Regions from separate parts of the Mus musculus genome. Here all the other regions are linked to region 3. The links are chromatin loops, found by intact Hi-C in ENCODE. Cell type or tissue: heart. All regions are shown on one strand.

Region 1 (8,000 bases), 50 kb after region 3:
ACACAGCTCATATTGACTCTTGTTGCAAATCATACAGACGGGGGTGCTTCTGGGTGCTTAGGCCCGCATTCTAGTTTAAGGCTGTGTATTCGGTTTTCATATATTGTTCGTGGAGGCCCAATTATCATGCCTGTCCATCTTGTAAGTGTGTCATGTCCTCATCCTCCTCCAGACCCAGCTAACTGTGCCGCCGCCTACTCCTTTCTGGCCTTCTTCCAGCTCTTCCAACAGTCGGAAATTTCGAGGGACTTTTCCTCCAGAGCCTGTGGTGGCTGCCATCTTGCGTTACTGTTGCTCAAAGGACAGCCAATGTGTTTGAATTTTTAAAGATTGTCAATTTTTAAAATTATGTTTTAATGTGAGTTCTTGGAGGTGACTAAGAAAAGCAATGTTGTAGCTTAATGGTGATGTGTTTGTGCGTCAACTTGACAAGCGTTCAATTGCATTGGCCAGGTTTATGTCAACTTCACACAAATTATCTGGAAGGAGGGAACCTCAATTAAGAAAATGCCTCCATAAGATCAGGCTGTACACCAGCCTGCAAAGCATTTTCTTAATTAGTGATTGATGTGCAAGGGCCCTGCCCATTGTAAGTGGTGCTAGTGAGTTCTATAAGAAAGCAAGGCAGTATGAAACGCTCCTTCATGGACTCTCCAACAGCCCCTGCCTCCAAGTTCATGTCCTATTTGAGTTCCTATAATGATGGACTATGATATGGAACTATAAGCCAAATATACCCATTTTTACCCAACTTGCTTTGGTTATGGTGTTTCATCACAACAATGTAACTCTGACTAAGACACTGGATTATCACCTTTTGGGTGAGGAGTTCCTTACCCCTGCTGCTCAAGCTGCATTATGGGAGCTGTGTGGAGCATGCCTTTTTTTTTTTTCTTTTTTTTTTTAAAGATATTTTTTTTATTTACATTTCCCCTTTCCAGGTCTCTGTATCCTTTGTAAACCCCGTATCCCATCCCCCTGCCTCTATGAGGGTGCTCCCCCACCCACCCACTCACTCCTGTCTTCCCGCCTTGACATTTCCCTACACTGGGGCATCAAACAACCCTAGGCCCAAGGGCCTTTCCTCCCATTGATGTCCAACAGGTTATCCTCTGCCACATATGCAGCCAGAGCCATGAGTCCCTCCATGTGTACTCTTTGGTTGGTGTTCCATTCCCCACAGCTCCAGGAGGTCTGACACTGTTGCTCCCTCCATGGGGATGCAAGCCCCCTCAGCTCTTTCAGTCCCTTCTCCAATTCCTCCATCAGGGACCCCCAAGCTCAGTCCAATGGTTGGCTGTGAGCATCTGCCTCTGCATTTGGGGCAGAGCCTCTCAGGAGACAGCCATATGAGGCAGACAGGCAGGTATGGCACTGGAGCTGCATCCAAACACTTACATCCTTATTCACAACTCGGAGGCAGCAAAAGAGAACTAATTGTGAATGGTATAGGTTTTCATAACGTAGTGACAAACCCCTCCAAGGTAGATCACACCTTCTAATCTTTCTCAAAAAGTTTCACTAACTGGGGGCCAAGAATTCAAACATATGAGACTGTTGAGGCCATTCTCATTCAAACCACCATAAAGTGGGTAATCAGACATGGGTCATTCAGGGCTGGAAAGATGGCTCAGCAGGTAAGGGCACTGCTATGCTTCCAAGTGTCCTGAATTCAATTCCCAGCATGCACATGGTGGCTCTAACTGTAGTCCCATGAGATCCAATGCCTTCTTCTGGTGTACAGATGCACATATAGACAAAACACCCATATACATAAAATGCATACATAAATCCTTAAAGTAGAGCTGGAGAGATGGCTTGTCCAGTGAAGGCTAGGCTCACAACTAAAACTATAAGAGATGGGTCCTTCAGCATGGAGTCCATGACTCCACTCCTGTTGTCCTCTCTTCTCCCTGTCCACCGTGAGGCAAAGAGTCTTCTCCTTTACATGTGTCTGCTGCTGTGGTGGTTGGTCGACCTCTCCACAGGCCCCAAATCAGTGGGTCCCAGCAGGACTATTAATCGAGCCGTTTGAAGCAGCGGTCCCAAAGAAACTCTTCCTTGTATAAATTGTTCTCTCTGATACTATTGCTACAGTTACATAAAAGAAATTAATACAGGGACCCTATAAAGCTCCAAGTAGGATTCTTAGCACCAAAAATAGTAATAATGGTGCTGCTGGTGGTGGTGATGATGATGATGGTGCTGGTGGTGATGATGATGGTGGTGGTGATGATGATACTACAGTCCATGTATTGAAAGGCAGGCTGAGGTGATCTGACCTCAGATAAAATAAGAAATAGGAGTTTGTCGGAATGTAAAGATGACAAAACTAACTTCAGGGAGGAAGAGGTCAAAAGCAGGGATGGGGAAAAAGAAGAGGGGAGAGGGGAGGGGAAAGGAGCAGGGAGAGAGAGGTTGAGCAAGCAAACCTGCTAACCTGTATGGGCTGAGGTCTCGCGTTGCATGTGGTCCCTTGAGACCTGGCTACACTTCCAGATTTGATAATTGCTTTCAGGTTATATTATTAGTTTGGTTGCTCTTTGATTTCTAGCAAACATTAATTCTTAACTCTAAAGAAAGGCATTCTCAAAACCTGTGGTAACGTGAGTGCGTTTCTCATTCATTCATCTGTCCACTTACTGAAGAATTGCCTAAGGGTAGGTGAGGGCTCGGGGAGGTAAAGGCACACAGGTGGGTGAAGTGGACATCAGCTTTGCTGGGGTTTCTGATGGGGCAACAGCTATCCGTGTCAAGAAGGGAAATGGTGAGGTGACCGTGTATCTCTTACTGCCTAGGATACTCCAGGAACCAAGAGCTGTATCAAAATGCCCAACTCATGCCAGGTGTGTGTGTGGGGGGGGGGGAGGTGCATGCCTTCAATCCCAGCACTTGGGACAGAGAAGCAGGTAGATCTCTGGGAGTCCAAGAACTGCATAGTAGAACCTTGTCTCAAAAAGGAAAACAGACACACAACAACAACAACAACTACAAGATACCCAATATTAAGATGCCTGTCTTATTTATTTATTTATTTATTTATTTATATGTAAGTACACTTTAGCTGTCTTCAGACACTCCAGAAGAGGGAGTCAGATTTCGTTACAGATGGTTGTGAGCCACCGTGTGGTTGCTGGGATTTGAACTCAGGACCTTTGGAAGAGCAGTCGGGGCTCTTAACCACTGAGCCATCTCACCAGCCCCCAAGATACCTGTCTTAATCAGGGTTTCTATTCCTGCACAAACATCAGGACCAAGACGCAAGTTGGGGAGGAAAGGGTTTATTTGGCTTACACTTCCACACTGCTGTTCATCACCAAGGAAGTCAGGACTGGAACTCAAGCAGGTCAGGAAGCAGGAGCTGATGCAGAGGCCATGGAGGGATGTTCTTTACTGGCTTGCTTCCCCTGGCTTGCTCAGCCTGCTCTCTTATAGAACCCAAGACTACCAGCCCGGAGATGGTATCACGCACAAGGGGCCTTTTCCCCTTGATCACTAGTTGAGAAAATGCCTTACAGTTGGATCTCATAGAGGCATTTCCTCAACTGAAGCTCCTTTCTCTGTGATAACTCCAGCTGTGTCAAGTTGACACAAAACTAGCCAGTACAATACCCAAGTCATAACTAGTATTAAAGAGAATTCAGTCTGTGTATATAGAGGAAAACCATGCCATTCTTTATCAGAGAGCTGGTTCCACACTTAGATTCCACAAGACTGGTTTCAGACTGTTTCCGTTTTATAGACAAGTTTGAAGCACTCGGCCCTCTAAGCAAGGGTTGAGTGACTGTCTTGAGCAACAAAGCCAGGAAGACAGAGAGGCAGAGCCTGAACAGTATGCTGTGTCTTCAGAGCTCTATGTCTTTTGTGTTCCTTCTCTTCCCAAGCACAGTAAGTCCGGAAGAACCACACAAGGGGCATAACCCTGTAGGAACCTGCAGCAGAAGGCATCCAGGCTGTGCTATTTTAAGGATCGGTTCTGCCAAACAATGCTGGCAGCCAGGAGCAGAGGCTCCAGCCAGCTCTACGCTGAAGTTGCTGCAAGGTGGGTCTATTTGCCTCTCTCTCTCTCTCTCTCTCTCTCTCTCTCTCTCTCTCTCTCTCTCCCCTCCCTCCCTCCTTCCCTCCCTCCCTCCCTCCCTCCCTCCCTTCTTTTCTCTCCCTCCCCACCCCCCACTCTGGGCCTGAGGTCTCCAGGGTTTGAGGGACTGAAGGATGGCTGAAGTGGGTGAGGCCATAGAAACCAGTTTCACATCCTGAGCCTGCAGTGAAGACAGATAGACCCAACACAGAGCTTCCGAGGGTGCCCCTCAGACCGGCTCCAGAAATCTCTTCAGAGTTCACAATGACATTACGGGACTTGGCTAAACTGCATACTCCCAGGGGAATCTCATTTTCTTTCCAACTTATCTCACATTACTGACAGAAAGGATAGAAATAACCTCCTCAGAGCTATAAAAATGAATGTCAATAAAACCCCCAAAGCTCCTTCAGCGCCTTGGAAACAGTAACCTTGTTTTCAGACCAGCTTTCGTCAGAGGAGACAAGAGCAGAAACCAGCTGGGGTTCGCATTTGGCTTCCCAAGACCCACCACAGCGAGAAGCAAGATGCTGAAGGGCCCCAGCAGTGCAGCCCAAAATACCTCCCCGCCCACTGCTGGTGCCTGGAATTCCACCAGGAGATGTGTTCCTGGCTCAAGATGGTGCCCCTCCAGAGGCTATTTCTGGACTTTACCTAGGCTCAAACCTGACAGCGCCACACTGCTTCTAAGTTGTGCTCTCGGATCCGTGTTTAGCAGAGTGTGTTCTGGGAAATACCTACATCTAAAGAAACTCTATCAGAATGAACGTCAACATCTAGCCAAGCGCACAACTCTTCAATCTGAGGCTCAGGTTACCCTCATCTTAAACAAGTATCCATTTTAATACACAAGTGCACCAAAGCCTGAAGCCTGAAACCTGAAGCCTGTTCTATGCTATGTTCACCTATCAGTGTTGCAGAATACATTATAAATTGATCATGGATTTATGGCGGAGGTGGGTATAATTCCTCGGATGCCATCCACTTTCTTTTTTGAGACAAGGTCTCTCCTTGACCTGGAACTCACCAAACAGTCCTTGCTGGCTTTCCAGTGAGCCCCAGGGTGGGTAAACTGTCTCTACCTCCCCATGCTGGGACAGCAAGTGTGTGATACCACGTCCAACCATTTTACCTAAGTTCTATTTTTACATTGAATTCAGGTCCTATGCTTAGACATTTTGTTCTGAGTGGTACTCTGTTTGGAGTTTGTTGATCTTATTGTAAGATATTCAGTACCATCCCACTGATACAGCAACAACACCCTTCCTTACAAAAAAAAATGTCTCTAAGTCAGGCCTAGAAATCCAATACCTGCGAGGTTTGAGGTAGAAAAATCACAACTACAAGGTCTGGACTATATAGCAACAGTCTATAAATTAAATTTAGTTTTTTTTTGTTTTTTGGTTTTTTTTTAAGTGCCCCGGTGTTCACTTATAATCCAGGTGCTTGCGATGCTGAGTCAGCAAACAGCTGCACGTTCAAGGTCAGCCTAGCCTAGAGGTCTATAGAGTAAACCTCCATCTTTCAAAATGAAAAAGACCAACAGGCTGCACTTCAGACAGGATGCAGTCAAAGTTCAGCACGGTCTCTGTCATGCTGTTCGTCTTTGAGTAGCTTTCCATCCCTTACTCGACTCTCTTGACAATGGCAAATGGCTGTGCCTTTTTAAAGCAGTTACTGCTCCAGATGGTGGTATCTGGCAGAAAAGAAGTTTTCTGTTCCCTCAGCCATCAAGAGAATGAATGATCTCTTAACTAATTTCATCAATTTAATTGGTTATGTGGGTAAGGTGTTAAGGAACTTTTTTTTTTTGAGGCAGTGTCTCTTTATGTAGTCCCAGAACTCACTCTGTAGACCAGACCAGCCTCGAACTCACAAATCCGCCTGCCTCTGCCTCCCACGTACTGCCATTAAAGGCATGTACCACCACACCCAACCCAGGAACTAACTTTTAAATTAAACCACTATATAATGTTTAAAACAGGATCTTGCTATGTTAGACTAAGTGGACCCCTGATAGGCACATAGAGCCATGGAAAGATGGACAGTCCCAAGTGCTCTGGGACAACCGGAAGGGCATTAGTGAAGAGTGTGGCAGCTTAAGGGGAGAGGAGGCCACCAGTGGAAAGCACAGTCTAAGCTGCTGCCTGTGAGCTGCATGGGTCCCAAGAAGGCTGTAAATATGACTCAATATAAAATCATAAGAATGCTTAAGACATGATTGTTTTGCAATTTTTCCTAACCCAATTAAGTCATTTTCAGGCATGAAGCTGGTAGGTGACCATGCTGTGTCACAGAATCAAAGTTAGACTTGCCAGAGCACTCAATCTTGGTTTATATGATTACATATTTTTTCAAGCAGTTAGTGATTCCTTTAGGGGCAGAGATTGCTTTTTGTCTCTCTCTCTCTCTCTCTCTCTCTCTCTCTCTCTCTCTCTCTCTCTCTCTCTCCCCCCCCCCCACACACACACACACACACACACATACACACAAACACACACACGGTTTATTTATAAATGTAGAGCTAAAATGTATTTACTAAGTGAAATGAGAGAATGAATGCACACGTGCATGAAGTTGAGATGTAACTGAGTATACAGTAGGCATCTAGTCCAATTAGAAGTAGCCAAGCTACCATGTCTACCATTGGCTTACTATCATTGACTCCATAGCTCGCAGCTCTATGCTTCCATAATTTAATATTGATGCCAGTCATGTGAGCCTCCTGTTACAGCTCAGCTTCAACTTCAGTAAACCTGGCAAAGAACTGCTGCTTTCTGTGTACAGGCATTTCCCCTGTGCTTTCCACTGGTGGCCTCCTCTCCCCTTAAGCTGCCACACTCTTCACTAATGCCCTTCCGGTTGTCACAGAGCACTTGGAACTGTCCATCTTTCCATGGCTCTATGTGCCTATCAGGGGTCCACTTTCAGCCTGTACACAGAAAGCAGCAGAAGGACAGAGTCTGGAAGACATATAGAGGCTCAGCATGGACTAGCAAGGGCTGCGTGATGGAACTCTCAAAAACCAGTGTTAAATGCAACAGAGGTCTATCTCAAGCAAGCGCAAGGCCTTGGATCCAATTCCAAGCCTAAAAGAATACAAAGAAACATGTTCAGGAAGTTTTTGTGTAATTCCTAAACTAGCAGAAAGTAATGCATTTTAAATGTATCATGGCCATGGCCACTGCCAATGACATAGAACCTCAACCTGCCTCTTAACACCTTCTGTTCTTGTCATCTCCCTTCTTACTTGTCACTGAGCCAAGTAGCCCAGCATAGCTTCTCATGTTCACACTCTACTTGCTATTTGGTGCTGGCAGGCAGAACGGGGGACAGGGCCAGTCTGCTCACATTATTTCTCTGCCATGAGTGTTGAGACAACAGGAATTAGAGACATACGACATCACTACCACATGGTTCAGTCCTCCACATTGTATCCCAGCTCAAAGAGATACAGTAAACACACACTGGATGAATGGCCCAACCCAGGCTCCTTCACTTCATCCAAGGTACAGTTACCTGATCTGTAAAATCAGATACTAGCAGTCTGTTTTCTAGAATTGTATTAGTGAAGAAACTATAAGAACATGGCACAGTAGTGGGCACAAACCATATATTCCTCACAGTATATATGTACACATGATATATCTTATATGTAGCACATGCACACATATATACACACTCTCAAAGGGATATCATACACACACACACACACACACACACAGAGAGAGAGAGAGAGAGAGAGAGAGAGAGAGAGAGAACAGTTTCTCACCAGCAGCTCCTGCAATCTGAAACAGACTCCATGAAATGTTGTCTAAGTAACTGGGCATGGTACTCACACTTATAATCCCAATTCTCAAAAAGTCAAGGTAGAAGAACCATGAATTTAAAGACAGCCTAGGCAATATAAGATCATTCATTA
Region 2 (8,000 bases), 180 kb after region 3:
AAAATGTATACCAAGGAGGGGCAATTATGATAAGCGTTTGTTTTGTTTTTCTATAGAAGCTGGCTAGGCCACCGATGGCCTGCGTCCCTCATCCTGGAACTTATGTGCATATGCTTGCTTGTTCAAGCTCTGTACACTCCTGAGACTTGACTCTCTAGAAACTGTCTCCTTCTGTGATAGAATCAAATCCAAGGGAACATTTTACCCAGCCGTGCCCTTATTAGCCTGGTTCAGGTCATGGCCCAGCCTTTTCGCAAGAAGAAACGGCTTTGTTAGATTAATTTCACTTTCTTTGGGTGACACTCAGAATATTCTTTCCAAACAGCAGGAACTCAACCTGGAGGCAGGGACTGAGGCGGGGATGGCAGAAGAGCGCTGCTTTCTAGCTTGCTTTCTTTGGTTTGCTCAGCTCCTTCTCTCATACAGTCCAGGCCTACTTGCTAGTGATGGCCCCACCCAACTGGGCTGGGTCTCCCTAAATCAATTAGCAATTAAGTACATGTCCCAAAGATGTGTCTACAGGTCAACCTAATGGAGAAGATTCCATAAATGAGGTTTCTCTTTTCTCAGCCCAGACTGTTAGTATGACTATCGTTCTTCATAACTCAAAACTTTGGAAAGTAACAAATTAGGGGGAAGCTGAAGAAATGAATCCTCGGTATTCATGGTTTTGTTCTTCCTTATCAAAAAGTTATATAAAAGTTGGATCTGAATTTATGGAGAGTTTTGTTGTTCAAGCTTCTTGTTCAATTCTAGTTTGTTTTATTGGGAGAGTTCAACGTTGGGGCTGGAGAGTTGGCTCAGTGGTTTAGAGCACTTGTTGTTGTAAAAGACCTGGGTTCGATTCCCAGCACCCACATGGAGGCTCACCACCTCCTCAAGCACCAGCACACGTGGTACTACACACATGAAGGGCAAAACATTCATACACATAAGATACTAAAAATAAATCTAAAAATAAAAACCATTAAAATCACTCATACATACTTTTAAAAGTTCATAGTTGGTAGCTGGGTATTATGGCTCACACCTTTAATCCCAGCACTCAGGACACAGAAACAGGCAAATCTCTGAGTTCTAGGCCAGCCTGGTCTACAAAACAAGTTCCAGGACAGCAAGGGCTATGTAGAGAAACCCTGTCTCAAAAACATCAAAACAAGTCAAAACCCCAAATCAAACCATCAGAAAAACAAAGACCAAAAATCACAATCAAACCAAACAAAATAAGAGTTTGAGGTTGTGGCTGGAGAGATGGCTCAGCAGTTATGAGTCCTTACTGCTCTTGTAAAAGACCTGGGTTTGATGCTCAGCACTACACTCTTATCTCACAACCCCCTGTAACTATAGCTCTAGGAGCTCCAGTTCCCTCTTCTGGCCTCTGGGCCATGTGTATATGGTACATATACATTCCCACACATACATACTAAATTTTTCAGAGGAGACTGAGCCACGGGATGCCTAGCTGTCATCCCAGTAGCCAATATGCAGAAGCAGGTAGAACTCTGAGTTTGAGATTAGCCTGGCCTAATCTCAAAGTTCCAGGCCAGCCAGGGATACATAGTGAGATCCAGTCTCCCCCCCCACCCCCCAAATTTAGCGTTGACCATCTTATGTATCAACAGTATAAGACTGCTTTGCACATCACCTGCAATGCATTCAGTCCTTGGTCTCTGTGTTCAGTAGGAATGCTTACAAATCTTCCTTCCCTTCATCTTCTTGATGGCTCAAATGCACACCCCAGAGCAGAACACTGTGTTCCTTCAGCCAGATAAGAAGAGACGGGAGGACCAAACATACACATTAAGCAGATTCAGGCGACCCTTCCACCAAAACTTTTCCTAAATATGCTACATGCTGCATCTGTCTTCTCACCCCCAAGTGTTTGGGGTACATGGCCTTTGGGTTGTGCCTCTGGAGTAACACCCAGCTTTGTTACTTCAAAACTCTTAGGCAAGTTGTTCAGTCCCTGCTTCACTTCGCCTAATGGTCAAACTGAGATCATTTCTGGTGATCCCCACCTCACTCGGTTGCTATAGAAATTAAATGTAACAATACCCGTAACTGTCCTGGCATACATAGTAAGTTTCAGAGTCAGGTATTTGTAGCATCACTCTGTGCAGCAGAATGTATTGCCAAACTCCTGGCACAAGTAAGAAACATTAGGATGGTGGACCCTGTGCTTCACATCTGATCAAGGGAAATATACTTTAAAAAGTGGCAGCTATAGACCTGTCCTAAAAAACAATCTTCAAATATTTTGGTTTTTAGCCATCAACTCTAAATTGTCTTTATTTTGTATCATATGATTTAATATTTTACTTTGGCTCTTCATTCATAAATACATTCAACAAAGGTTCCTACTTATGCTGGCTAGTTTTATGTCAACCGGACACAAGCTAGATTTGTTTCAGAAGAGTCAATGAAAAAAAATGTCCCCACCAGTTAGCCTGTAGGCAAGCCTGTGGTACATTTTCTTCATTGATGATTGGTGTGGGAGGGTCCAGTTCACTGTGAGTGGTGCCACTTCTGGGCTTGTAGTCCTGGGTGCTGTAACACAGGCTGAGCAAGTCATAAAGAGCAAGCCAGTAAGCAAGCAGCACTCTTGCATGGCTTCTTCATCAGCTCTTGACTTCCAATCCCAGCCCTGCTGTGTTCTTGCTTTCACTTCTATCAGCACTGTTGTAAGCTCATATAGGTTGTACGCTGATATAAACCCTTAGGTTGTAAGCTGATATAAACCCTTTCTTCCCTGTGTTGCTTTTGATCAAGGTAGAAACCCTAAGACAGACATTTGTAGCAGGTCATGGGGGTATTACTGTGGCAGACCTGACCGTGGGTTTTGGGAACAATTAAGGGAGCATCTGAGCTTTGGCCTGGAAAAGCCACTGAGTATTGAGAGCTCAGCTCAGTAGGCTGCTCTGTGGGAGCTCCAAAGATAGGAATGCCAGGGCAAGTGTAGACAATGAGGGTATGGCTTGTGAAGTTTCAGAGGGGGTTAAAGGCTTTATCATATGGTTTTATGTGCTACCTTGAATTAAGAATCTGTGGTTCTGGTCAGCTGGAGCCGAAGAGTTGGAAGAGACCAGAATCAATAAAGTGAAATCTTTGCTCTGCTGGGACTATCAAAGTCTTCTGGGAAGTATTTTGTCAGGGTCATTATATAGAAGCTGTGGTCCAGAGGTGGCCTAGACTGTGCCTCATGCTGGCAGCTCAACTTGGATATGTTAAAGAGTCTCCCAGGCCTTACTGGTTTTGGGAAGGAGAATTCAAAGTTGGATATCAGAGATGTAATTTTGGCCATGAAGTTGCATCCACTGTGGGCCTGGGAATGAGACCATGTGAGAGTGGCTGAGAAGGACCAGAAGGCACACAACAAACTCAGTACCTGGGAAATTCCAACTCTGACTGCTCAGGAAGTCGCAGTTTTTTTCTTGTGTTCCCTCTGTGCTGTCTTCACGGCTCTCAAGTCTTTTTTCTTTGGGGTCATTCCACACTCATAACCTGAAGAATGGGCTGGAGCAATAGACGGCAGGTAGAACTCTTTCCTAGTACACACAATGCCTGATGTTTGAATTCCAGCACTGGAAAAATCTAGCTGTCTATGTGTTTGTGCTCAAGAGATGGTGAAGCAACTAAGAGCCCTGCCTGCTTTCCAAAGGGCCAGGGTTTGAGTCCCAGCACCCACAGGGTAAGTCACAGTGTCTGTACCTCCAGTTCCAGGGGCTCTGATGCCCTCTACTGGCCTCTGTAGGCACTAGGCATTCAAGTGGCACACAGGCAAATAGTCAGGCAAAAACTTTCTTACACATAAAACAAACAAAATTGAAACTGTATGTGTATATGTATGTTTGTTTATATGTATGTATGTTTGTGCATATGTATGTATGTGTGTATATCAGGTAGAAGCAGAGACAAGGACAATCAGGAGTTCTATGCAACCCTTGGCAATATAGAAAGTTCAAGGCTAGGCTTGGTTACCTGAGACTGTCTCAAAACAAAGCCTTTAGACTAAAATCTCCAAACACAATCAACAGCAAACAAAACAAAACAAAAAAAACCACCCTCCATGGCTTTAATCCCAGCATATGCGAGCCAGAGGCTGGTGGAATTATAGACGTTTGAGGCCAGCATCATTTATAAAATACGTTTTAGGCTATCCAGAGCTAAATAGTGAGATTCTATCTCAAAAACCAAACCAACCCAATCCCCACCCAAACACAATAGAAGAAGGGAACTGGTCTAAATTCCAATCCTCTCTACCTTTTCAGTAGCACTGGGAGGAATTATGGAAGTCTGGCTGTGTAGATTCCTTGGCATGCTCCAGCTGAGGGTACGAGTGAAGTCAGGAAGCGAGGGACACCAGTTCTATGTGGGTAAGGGAATTATTGGCAAATAGGTCTTACTAGAAAATGAAGTGATAAGAAGAAACACAAGGTCAAGACTACCAGTGACTATAAATGTGTCTCAAACATTTTAAAATGTACATTTTTGCAGAGAGGCCTTTGCACATACATGAGGACTCCTGAAGTATTAGGAGTCAGGTACTCGTGACTGGGAGTATGCCAGGAATCCAAATGCCTTCCTGTAGTGCATACTCCAGAGAAGCATGTCATATGTTTACCCTCCCAATGGGACCGTGACAAAAAATACATAGGGATCAAGATGCTAAATCTGAGGTCTTTAGTGTTGTATAGCAACACAACTTAATGGAATCCTTAGTGGTACATGATCCAGCAGTAAGAGGGGAAGCAAGAGTGAGGGTTTGAGGTCTTCTTGGGCTGCAGAATGAGTCAGACCTAGTCTCAAAGACAGAAAAATAGGCATTCAATCTATCACACAAGTGAAGGATAGTTATATGAATATGGACCAACACAAAATAGTAAAAAAAAAAAGTGAGATTTATTCATCTGGAAGGATTTGACATTACAGAAGAGATTTCACTTTACAGTTAAGAGACTGGATTTATTAAGAGCCCTTGAACTGGGCTGGAGAGATGGCTCAGTAGTTAAGAGTGCCAACTGCTCTTCTGAAGGTCGAAAGTTCAAATCCCAGCAACCACATGGTGGCTCACAACCATCCCTAATGAGATCTGATGCCCTATTCTGGGGTGTCTGAAGACAGCTACAGTGTACTTACATATAATAAATAAATAAATAAATCTTTAAAAAAAAAAGAGCCCTTGAACTTGTAAAATGCTACAAAATTTGAAGACATGGGACTTTGAAAATCTATTTTATATTGCTGTATCAATATTATAATGGCATCTTGGGTACAAAGGCAGGGAAGGTTACAGTTTAACAGTAATGGTTGACAAAGAGTGGTGGGTTCTGCTAGTGAAGTTTTTGTCAACCTGAGGAAAACCTAGACACAGCTGGAGAAAGAGCATGGTAGCGGACCTGGGGAGTAGCTATGCCTATAGGGCATTCTCTTGATTGCTGGCTGTTGCAGGAGGACCCAGGCCACTGTGGTGGGTGCCATCCTTGGGCATGTGGACCTAGGATGTAGAAGAAAGGCAGCTGAGCAATCCAGGAGAAGCAAACCAGTAAGGTGCATTCCTGAGCTCTAAGTTCAAATAGACCCTTTTTGACTAAGTCGGTTTTGGTTAGTGTTTTATTATAGCAACAAAAAGCAAATTAAAACATCCTAGAGATGCTGATGGCTAGATCTCTGTTAGGGTTTGGCAGTTAGGTTTGAAGGGACTGCTCATTTGACCTCAGTAAAACCAAAACCAACAAAACCAAAAAGCAGCCCCCCTCCCCCAACACCACTATCACCACTTGGGGGAAAACACAACCAACCAATCCCCCAAAAACAAAACCAAAAAAAAAAAAAACAACAACAAAACACCAGAGACATGAAATTCCTTTCACCTTTTCAAATAATCAGGAGCAAGACGGTTTTTTGTGTGTAGCCAGTCTTAGGGAGCCCAGGCCATCCTCTCCTAGACTTTGCCTTGAATTCTTGGTCCCCATGCCTCAGCCTCACAAGTACCAGGATTACAGATGTAAAACGCCAGGCCCTCATTCTTATTAACTTAGAATAGCTCTCTAGAAACAGGGCTTGAAGAGCTTAAATGTATGCTTATGTTCTAGAGAGGGGATTACAACCCCAACCACTAAGGACTCTGACACCCCCCCCCCCCCCAGTTATCAGACTGTGAAATTTTATATGCCACCATAAATTATTTACTTTGCAAGTTTCCAGTGCCTATGTATTATTTCTAACAACTCTGTGTGTGAGGTGGGGTGGGGTGGGGGTGGGGGTGGAGGAGGGGGTGGGGGTGGGGGTGGGAGTGATTGTATTCCTCCAGCCTTGGCAAGTGGAAGGTCTTCACTTAATGTTGTACTTAAGATGCCTGCGGAATCTGAACTTCAGACCTATCCTCTCGACCCACCTCAGTGACATCCTCATCTCTCTGAGTGGCTCCAACTCAGCTCCTTTTATCTAGTAGATTCTCAAGTCCGTGACCAAAGAGGAACTCATTGGAAACCACTGAAAAATAAACAAAACCGCTAGGGCCACCACTGCACTGGCTTCTTGGCGGTGGGGGCTGTTCTTTCTGTCCCGGCCTCACCAGTGCCCCGATTACTGGACCCCGCCTCTGGGCGGCGAATTCCGAGGTGGCCGGCTCGCCCACGCTTGTGCAGGACCCGCACCCTGCGGTGATCTTTACTCCCCAAAGCAGTGCTTAGGTTTCTCGGCTCTCCTAGAAGCCAAAGGGGGCTGGCCACCGCCGCCCCCTTTGCTGGAAGGACAATGAGAGGCCAGCGAGAAGTCTTAGGTAAAAAGGCCACGCTAGCTTTGGCTTTTCTCGCTCGCTGGCAGTTTTTTCCTTGTCCTAAAAAGTTGGCCCCAAAGTTTAACGATGGGAGCGTATGTGTAGGTGCGTTTGGTGGGCGCGGACAGGGATGCAGAGGGTGTGTGGGTCTTGTTGATTCGGGTCCTCAGGGTCACAGAGACAAGAGCCAGGCTCCGCATGTGGACTTGAACCCCTGGGCGGGGAGCAGGCGCGGAAATGTGGCGGAAGGCGCGTGAGCGATGGCGTGGCCAGGCACTAGCGGAGGACGAGGAGGGACCCGGGTAGGCAGCAAGAGTGTGAGCCCCGCGCTGAATTGGTCTCCCAGCCCCCACCTGTTTGAAACGATTTGCAAACACCAAAGCCAAATTCTCTGTGTTCCAAAAGTTCGAGAGCTGGAGTCGGGCAAGCACACGTGTTCCCCCAAAAGGCTCTGGCTGAGCCGACCACACTGCAAGAGGAGGAATTCTAGGGGTGCAGGGAGAGGAGCAAGTTGGCGTCAATGAAGGGTCGGCCCTAGGACCCCGCGGGAGGCGCGTTGGAATCTCTCCCTTCCAGGAGGAGGGGTGGGGCGGGCCTGCCCGCGGGCGGCCGCCGGGCGCATGCGCGCGCGTCTCCTCTCCAGCCGGCCGCTGCGCTCCGCCGCGCGGAGTAGAATGAACTGTAACAAAACAAGCCGAGCCTTTGTATCTGCTTAAAGGGGCCGCGGCCACTTCCCTCGCGTCCCCTCACCCCCGCCCCGCGCCGTCGCGTCTCCAGGGCTCCCGGCAACTAGCTTGGAAAGGGCTTCCCTCGCGCTGAGGAGCGGCCGGCCGGCGCGGAGCAGGCGCGGCGTGTGTGGAGAGAGCCGCGGAGCGGAGAGCGGGCCCGGGCGGCGCCGGAGTGGACTCTGGTCCCGGGAGCGCGGTCGGCGCCGGAACGCGGACCCGGAGGCACCGGAATGCAAACAAAGCTCGCGGGCGCCCGTGCAGGGCTCTTCACGGAGCCCGGAAAGTTTGTTTTATGATGGCTTGAGAGCGCGAGAGAGTCGGGCGAGGAGGCTCGAGTAGCTCGCTCCCGCGCTCCGAGAGATGCTTCTCCCGTGAGCCCGCCGCTCCGGGGGCTCGTGCTGTGGGGGCACCTGTCTCTCGTTTTAGCAGTTTTCTTTTCTTTTTCTTTTTTTCTTTAATTTGAATTTTGTTTTCGAGGAGGGGCTGTAACTCAT
Region 3 (8,000 bases):
AGAAAAAAATCTAATTAAAAAAAAAAAAAGAATGTTGTAGTACCCCGGGGGGGGGGGGGGTGCAGGGTGGTGGGATTGACATCTAAATCTAAGCTTGACTCCGTCTTTGCTCTTGTATCTTTATCTTCATACAATTTTCAACTTTATTCATTTTGACTATGAATAAAAAATTCCAAGAACAATGTACAAATGTAAACACATTTTGGGCACACACATACCTTAGATTATCGTTGTCTTCCTTTCCTCCGTGGGAAGAAACCACAACTGACATGAACGCAAGTTTCTACTTTGTGGGGTTCTTCTTCTCACATAAATCTTACATACACAAGTTTGGGCAAATGGATAAGATCCTGGGGAAAAGATCATTCTAAGGGAAGTCAGACGTCAGATTCTCTGGAGCTGGACTTAATGGCAGCTGTAAAGCTGTAGCGCACCAACAACAATAACAACAGCAGCAACAACAACGAAACTTTGTATTGCTCCTCAGTAAACGGAGAGAAACGGAAGCAGAGGAGAGCAGAGCCATTAAAAAAGTATTTCTCTGGGAACATACTCTTAAATACACTTCGCTCAACCATGCACGGGCCTGGCAGGTACTAAGTCAAACAGTCCCCTGACTGGGGAGTGAGGAGGATTATAGGAAAGATGGAAAAGAAGACTCCGAGACAGAGGTTAGAAATCAGGAGGGCTGTCTAGTCACTACTGCGGCAGCCTCGAGTTTAATTTTCTTAGGCTTTAGATACTTTACAGTATCATGAGAAACAAAGCCACAAGCTAACAGAAACAATTTGCTAAAATGTACACAAGACATTCCTTCCCATCCCAAAACGCTCTGTTCTTTCCACCAAGGTCAATAGACTCTTCAGCCCCAGCCTTGAGCCCCAGGTTCACCTCCTCTTATCTTATCATTCCATGCCACAGAGGCCAGGAAATCTGCCAACAGGCCCTCCTTCCCCTCCCCCTCCCTCTCCTCCTCCCCCTCCCTCTCCTCCTCCTCCTTCTCCTCTCTCTCTCTCTATCTCTCTCTCTCTCTCTTTCTCTCTCTCTCTTTCTCTCTCTCTCTCCCTCTCTCTCTCTCTGCTTCAGAGAAGCACAAAACAGCTCCCCACACAGCAGCTAAGAGCTGATCTTCCAAAATGATTCCCAGCACAAATGGTGGCTGACTCTAGTCTCAGAGGACCCAACGCCCTCTTCTGGCCTCGTCTGGTACTGCACACATGCAATGCAGAGATGTACATGAAGGCAAAACACCCATACACATAAAATACAAATAAAAATTTAAATCTAAACAAAGTTAAGGTGCATTCTTAGTAAACATATATAGGTATAACTATTCATAAGCCATACTTTTAACTGAGTCTTGTTTCTTAAAATCAGTGAATTCACAAAATATGCAAATATCTTTTGATGACAATATGTGTATATTTGTGTTTGCCACCTCAAAATGTTAATGGATAGGAAATAATGCTTTGTGAAAAATAACTGACATGTTCTTGAACTCTCCATCCTCTAGGTGTCACTTATGTCTACAGAAAAAGAAAAAAGAAATAGCAATCGCTCCCATATGAGACAATAGTTAAAGTAAAGAGTTTATTATACTGGGTACAACAGAATTTCTAATGATTTTCTATTGATTTTTAAAGTTATTGCAGCTCGTCTACAAGATAAATTTAATTTCTTATTTACTGGTAGTTAATTATTCTTTATAGCTAAGTTTTAAAACTTTAGGTTATCATTTCATCATCTGTTGTATATATACAAGATAACCAATTATATATTTGGCCCCCCCCCCACATCTTATCTAGGCACACGCCCTCATACCTGAAGGCCCTTGCTAAGTCTCCTCACAGAAGATGAACTTTATAATAAATAGATTCTGACACTTTCGTATGGAGACAGCTTGCAGTTCCCACCACCCTGAGTTCTCCTTCCATTCAGCTAGCGATCCACGCAACAGCACCCACAGGTGAGCTCCTGGGAATCTGACCCTGGGCCTGGCAAAAGCCATTCAGTCAAGTATACAGGAACTGCGGGACTCACCTGGCCAAACTGCCACTGCCCCCCACCCCCTTGAAAAGGTAAAACAACATGAGGCAAATTCTTTTTTTTTTAAATTATTTTATTTTAAATTACATGTATATGTGTTCGTCTGAGTGTGGGTGCGTGTACATATGTGTTCAGGTACCCGTGGATTCTAGGAGAGAGCACTGGATCCCCTGGAGCTGGGTTTACAGGCAGCTGTGTGTGGATACTGAGAAACAAACTAAGAAGAGCAGCACTCCCTCTTAGCCTTAACCACTGAGCTGTCTGCCCAGCCCCAGGGAGACACATTCCTACCACACACAAGCTGAATGATTTTAAGGTTCTCCAGACAACTGCCTCTTACTTCTAGAGAACTGATTGACTACTCAGTGAAAGACACTAATTTTCAATATGTTTGGTTTTGGTTTTTGAGACAAGCCTTACTGTTTGGTGCCCTGGAACTCACTCTGTAGACAAGGCTGGCCTTAGACTCAGAGATCTTCCTGCTTCTGTTTCCCCCGTGCTGGGATCAAAGGTGTGCACACTAATTCTCAGCTAGACAGACTATTAATGTAGCTGTGAGTAGTGCCAGATCTAAGCTGCAGAAATACAGCTCTCTGAGCAGGGCACTATACTGAGAACTTTGTATGTTTGCCTTGTTTTTTGAGACAAGGTCTCACTTAGCCCAGGCTGGCATAGTAGAGCCTGCTCTACAGTAGAAGATCTTGAAGCCCTGCCTTCACACACTGGGATTACAGATGTGCACCTTCATGCCTGCCTCCTTCTCAATGTTTACATTTTTCTGTGCACATGACTAAATTCCTACAAATATTGCATAGTAATAAGCCTTTACCACTATATGGATAAGGAATAAATGATTTGCCTTACAGGTAAGACAACTGTTATTTTATTCATGAGCATCTCCTTTTGTCACCAAACCACTGTTATTTCTTCCTGCCAAATCCTCAACTGCTCTTTTAGCTATATCCCAATTTTTTATTTTTCGTATTCTAACATTACACAGCAAAGCTTAACTAAGTACCAGCAGGTGGAGACACTGAGCACGCATGCACATCCCAAGGGCCTGGACAGGCACAAAAGCACTTATTTAAAGGAACGGGGTGGGAGGGAATCCAGCTTTTTGAGGAAGCTGAGATCCTTCTTCTTTGGGAGGAAGGAGAGGAATGCAACAGATCTCCAGCTAATCCCCGATTCACCGCAAGCCGCCGCAGCAGGCATCCTCAAGGCTGCCAGAAGCCCCATACAGATCACAGAGAACAACAGTTTGGCAGCAAAGTACCTGGAATAGTCTCTGCACACTCAAGGGTCCAGCTGGGCTCTTTTCTGCAAAGCACACATGACGGGGTCTAGGGATTGTAGTGCGTTTCCTAGCAACAGCAGGACTGTACTCTCTGATACTGTGGAGGAGGTGCAAGCAGTCGCCTTAAGAATGGCACCCCTGCACGCTGGCCAGGGTCTTTTGAGGAGCAGTGAGAGGGTAACACACATACACACACAATTGCAAATGTTTTAGGGTGCATTAAACTTGCAAGCCATTACTAGGTCACTGGCTAAAAGGTGTAGTTAAATGGGTAGGTAGATGTATTGCAATGTTGTCCAGCTCCAAGGCAGCAAAGAGGCAGGAAAGAGAAGCCCCAGGTAGATCCCAGAGGGTTCAGCTGCCTGCTCCTTCAGAAAAGGAAGTCTCCCACGTACAGCTTGAGAGTCCCAGAAACAGACAGGAAAACTGAAGGTACAGCTTGGTGACAGGGGAATCAAGAGGTTCTGCAAGCTCCCTTACTTCTGTCTCAGATTGAGGGCTGCAGAGGATGATAACCCTAAGCTTCTGTGTCAAAATATCCAACAGTGGTTATAGTCAAGTGGACGTCCGCATCATTAGAGGGACTAGTGGGAACTTCCCCGATTTCCACAAAGCCAAGCCACCCCTTCCACTCTATAGTCAGATTAGCTTAGCTCTCCCGGGAAGAGAAAAGGCAGTGACCCCTGGGAACTAACACCCAACAAACATAAAAGGCATTGTATGAAGCCCATTGGCTGGCAGTTAGAAGTCATAGACTTCTTCCTTCTCATTGGCGGCCCACTGTGGAGCTTTATCAAGACTCTGCCTGGCAAGTAGGGCATGCTTTGGGTCACACTTGTGGCATGGAGATTTAAAATTAGGCTGCCAGTGTCCATCCGATGTTTATCTCTGCCTGATGCTGACAACTTGAAGAATTTTTGTTCAGCTCCCACTTTCCAGTGTTTTGGCATCATTACTCAGATATTCCTGAGATCTAAGTATCATCTCAAACCAAATTAGGGACAATTTACTTACTGCCCATTAACAGTGGATTGATTCTGCAAGCCTTGTGGATGTGATCATAGGAGTGTCTATCTAGATTAAGATTGCTGTCTCAGCACAGTGGTAAAGATTTTCATTTTTCGTGCAATGTATAAGTTTTGTTTTGTTGTTGTTGTTGTTGTTGTTGTTGTTGTTGTTTTTAAGATTGGACCCAGCTTTGTGTTGGAATGTGCTCAGCTTGGTCTACTATGCTGTGACGATTACTATGGATTGTCAATTTGACAGGATTGAGCATTGCTGAAGGGAGCATCCTCTGACCATGTCTTTGAGGGATTTTCTACCTTAGGTTAGTTGAGGTGGGACCATTTACCCTAAATACGGTGGCGCTAGTTCATCGGCCAGGGTCCCCATTGGGGCTGAGTGAAAGGGACAGTCAACTGAGCATCTACTTTTCCTTCCTCTGCTTTCCGACTCTGGGAGCAATGTGACCAACTGCCTTGTGCGCCCACCACCGTGCTTCCCTGCCATTCTGTACTAACTTCAAGCCAGGAAACCAAATAAGCCCTCGCTTGGGTTGCTTTTATCAGAGCAATGTATGAAAGAGCTAATATCTACTAAACAAATAAAAATAAAACACACGTAAAATTCCTCTCCCACCCCGTCCTGTGAGCTGTCAGTGCCTGTGAAGATGATGGTGTTAGTCTTCTCAATTGACCTCATTTGCTGGATGTTATCTGTATTTTGAGGGTGAGCTACCTGTGGCGGCATCTTAAATTTTGAACAAGAACATTTAGGTCAAGGTTATCAAAGGGACTTCCTAATGCGATGGCTGGAGATCTGCAGGAGGCATCCGCCTTGGTGACAAAAGGGAATGTCCATTGACTGTTGTGCTACCAGCCAAAATCATGAGTCATTTTACACAAAAGGTCTCCATTCTGCCAGACCTGACAATGGCGCACACCTTTAAATCCCAGCTCTAGGGAAGCAGAAGCAGGTGGATTGCTGTGAGTTTGAGGCCACCTAGATCTACACAGCAAATTCTAGGACAGCTACTTAATGAGATGCTATCTTAAAAAAAAAGAATAGAAAAGAAAAGAAAAGAAAAGTCCCATTCTAATTTATATATATATAGTAAAGGATATATTCTCTTTGCATGCATTAAGGCATATATAAATATATAAACATAAGTAACAATATAAACTACAATGTTAACATATAGTTGTTAGTATACTTAGTAAAACAGTATATGTCATGTTACATTAATGGACTACACAGCTTTAAAAATGCTTAAACAGAAGGTCAGACATTATATCAGTAATCCTGTACTGAGAAAAAAAAATATGTCAACCACTATCTCTAATTCTTTTCCTAGAGGACAGGAAGTTTCAAACTGCCCAGCTATGTTTTTATGAGCATTCATCTTATTAATTAAAAGCTCTGAAAAGGTCAATCCAAATGCATATGCATTATGAGCCAGAGAGATTTACATATTTTGTTAATTCGTTGGCATTTTAAGAATAAAGAATAGATTAAGATTGTGTTTAGTTGCTTCTTTTCTGTGAGAATGTGCCTTTGATATGTGATTTGTTTAGCTGTATGTTGTTTGTCTCTGAGCAAAGCTTTAAAAGCCAGGTGTGACCTGAGCTCAGTGATACTGTACAATTTCTTCTCATTACTGCTTCTTAGCTTCACTCTTTTGTGCTCTACTGGTTCAGCCTGGTTCTTGCAAGAGAACAGCATCAACTGGCTGGCTTCAACAACTGGCATTTGTCATTTATCGTTCTGGAGACTGGGAAGCCCAAGATCAAGGTCCCAGCAGAACTAGCATCCTTGTTTACTGATGACTTAAATGGTAGAGACCAGAGAGGGGAAGCAAGCATTCTGCCTCCTCTTAGAAGTTCTCTAGTCCCATTCATTCCTACAGGCCCTGTCATCAGATTATAGGTTAGGACTCTAATATAAGACTGGGAGATGTGAATAGTCCAACCCTGAAGGAAGACTAAGCCCTTTAGATGGGCACATGCTGTTCTTACATTCATCTTACTTCGCTTCAAGAAGCAATAAGGAATTTTGTGTTGTTGTTGTTGTTGTTGTTGATGGTGATGATGATGATGATGTTGTTGTTGTTGTTGACATATGAGACAGGCTCTCTCTATATGCAGTTCTGAATGTTCTGGATCTCACTGTGTACACCTGGCTGACCTTGAACTCACAGAGATCCTCTTGCCTCTGCCTCTGGGTGCTGGAATTAAAGGTATGCTCCACCAAGTCTGGCAGGAGTTCTTTTCATGAGGAATGTTTGAATCTGAGCTTGTTTATACTAACGTGGATCCTTCCAATGCCACTGCTTCGACTCTTCATCCTTTGTGCCTCTCCCTGTAAGGTGTACCTTGGAGATGAATGATACACACAGTCTTCTGTGTGTATGCTTATGCTCATGTCAGTTTAATCTAAGAAGCAGTGAGCTATTTGAGAGAAACGTGTAAGACAGCTTGTTTGCATTGGTGCCGAGTTTCTCAATACTACGTTTGTTTGCTTCAACCAAGACGCATATAGGTTTGATATGATTTTAAATATGATTCCCTCAGAAACTCACATTCATCTGAAGTACATTTTTTCCTTTGAGTCAGATCAAGTTAGAAAACTCTAAGCTCCATACAGTTACATATTGTCAGTTTAAAAAAAAAAAAGATCTCTGAAAATTGTATCTCTGTAAATAGACTGGGAAAATATGGAAGAAACAAGGCATTGCTCTCTCTCTCTCTCTCTCTCTCTCTCTCTCTCTCTCTCACACACACACACACACACACATCTTATTAACTGCCAGAATTAACTGAGGCTATATCTGAGGCAAGTAAAAACAACAACAAAATATTCTTCTCAAGTATATTTTTACTTTGATATATTCACGCAAATCAAAAGAATGTATTTGAAAATACAGGGTACAAGTACAAGCAAGTTTGGAATTACATATACTTTTCAAGAGTGTATTTCTATTGTAAATTATAAGGAATATAACACAAGTATATAACATTTCATGTTCAAACTAGGTTTAGTGGTGATTAGGTTATGATAATAGAATCATTATGAGGGTCAGGGTCAGGTTGAGAGTCAAGGTTATGAAGACAGTGAGCTTTGGGGGATGCTGAGGAGCAGGTATAGGGTAAATGGAGTCAGGTTGGAAATCAGGAACAGTGAGAGTGTGAGTAGTAGGATAAAGATGAAGAGAACGGTGTCAAAGCAAGAGTGATTGTATATTTTAGGGTCTGTGATCTGGGTCTGTGTGATGGTTCAAATGAAAAAATGTCCCTCATAGGTTCATGCACTGAAATACATGGTCCCCAGTTGGTAGCCCTGTTTGGGGAGGCTATGGAACTTTAAGGAGGTGTGGTCTTGCTGAAGGATGAACAATGTCCTTAGGGGTGGGCTTTGAGAGTTGATAGCCTTACCCACTTCTGTTCATCTCTGCTTCCTGTGTGCAGTTGAGATGTGATCCTCTAATTTACAGCTCCTTCTGACATGCCTTCTCTACCACTGTGAGCTCTGGAGCTATAAACCAAAACAAACTCTTTCTTCCAACACAATAATAGAAATGTAGTTACGACAGTCAATTTGAGGATCCAGTTCAGAGTCAGTGTATGGAAGCCTAAAAGCAGGGGTCATGCAAGGATCGATG

The links. Peaks named below come from ENCODE experiments on the same cell type or tissue, not always from the same donor. Only the 100,000 strongest peaks of a DNase experiment are listed, where the experiment ranks them.
Region 1: it touches region 3 in a loop (2.1-fold over the local background); 3 of 42 quality-filtered maps call a loop at or near these places.
Region 2: a loop joins it to region 3, with 4 times the contacts of the local background. A loop is called at or near these places in 7 of 42 quality-filtered maps.

Annotation. Positions count from the first base shown.
Region 1 is chr6:94,410,079-94,418,078 of GRCm38, reverse strand. It overlaps the pseudogene Gm7825. Among named protein-coding and RNA genes, the nearest start is that of Slc25a26, 86 kb to the left of the region's middle. In heart, no CTCF peak of the experiment used is centred here; a DNase peak (open chromatin) is centred at 3,978; H3K4me3 peaks cover 685 bases; H3K27ac peaks cover 1,922 bases.
Region 2 is chr6:94,283,324-94,291,323 of GRCm38, reverse strand. Magi1 (membrane associated guanylate kinase, WW and PDZ domain containing 1) reads left to right here and starts at 7,407. Exons shown (of 24, transcript NM_001029850.4): 1 at 7,407-8,000. It overlaps Gm31661 (a long non-coding RNA gene), which reads right to left and starts at 7,403. Exons shown (of 5, transcript XR_377886.4): 1 at 6,395-7,403; 2 at 4,261-4,402; 3 at 3,386-3,545; 4 at 1,646-1,758. In heart, CTCF peaks have their summits at 3,733 (motif pointing left), 6,593 and 7,470; DNase peaks (open chromatin) are centred at 6,723 and 7,453; H3K4me3 peaks cover 1,953 bases; H3K27ac peaks cover 2,101 bases.
Region 3 is chr6:94,459,902-94,467,901 of GRCm38, reverse strand. No RefSeq gene overlaps it. Among named protein-coding and RNA genes, the nearest start is that of Slc25a26, 36 kb to the left of the region's middle. In heart, CTCF peaks have their summits at 1,217 (motif pointing left) and 3,070 (motif pointing right); no DNase peak of the experiment used is centred here; H3K4me3 peaks cover 431 bases; H3K27ac peaks cover 1,246 bases.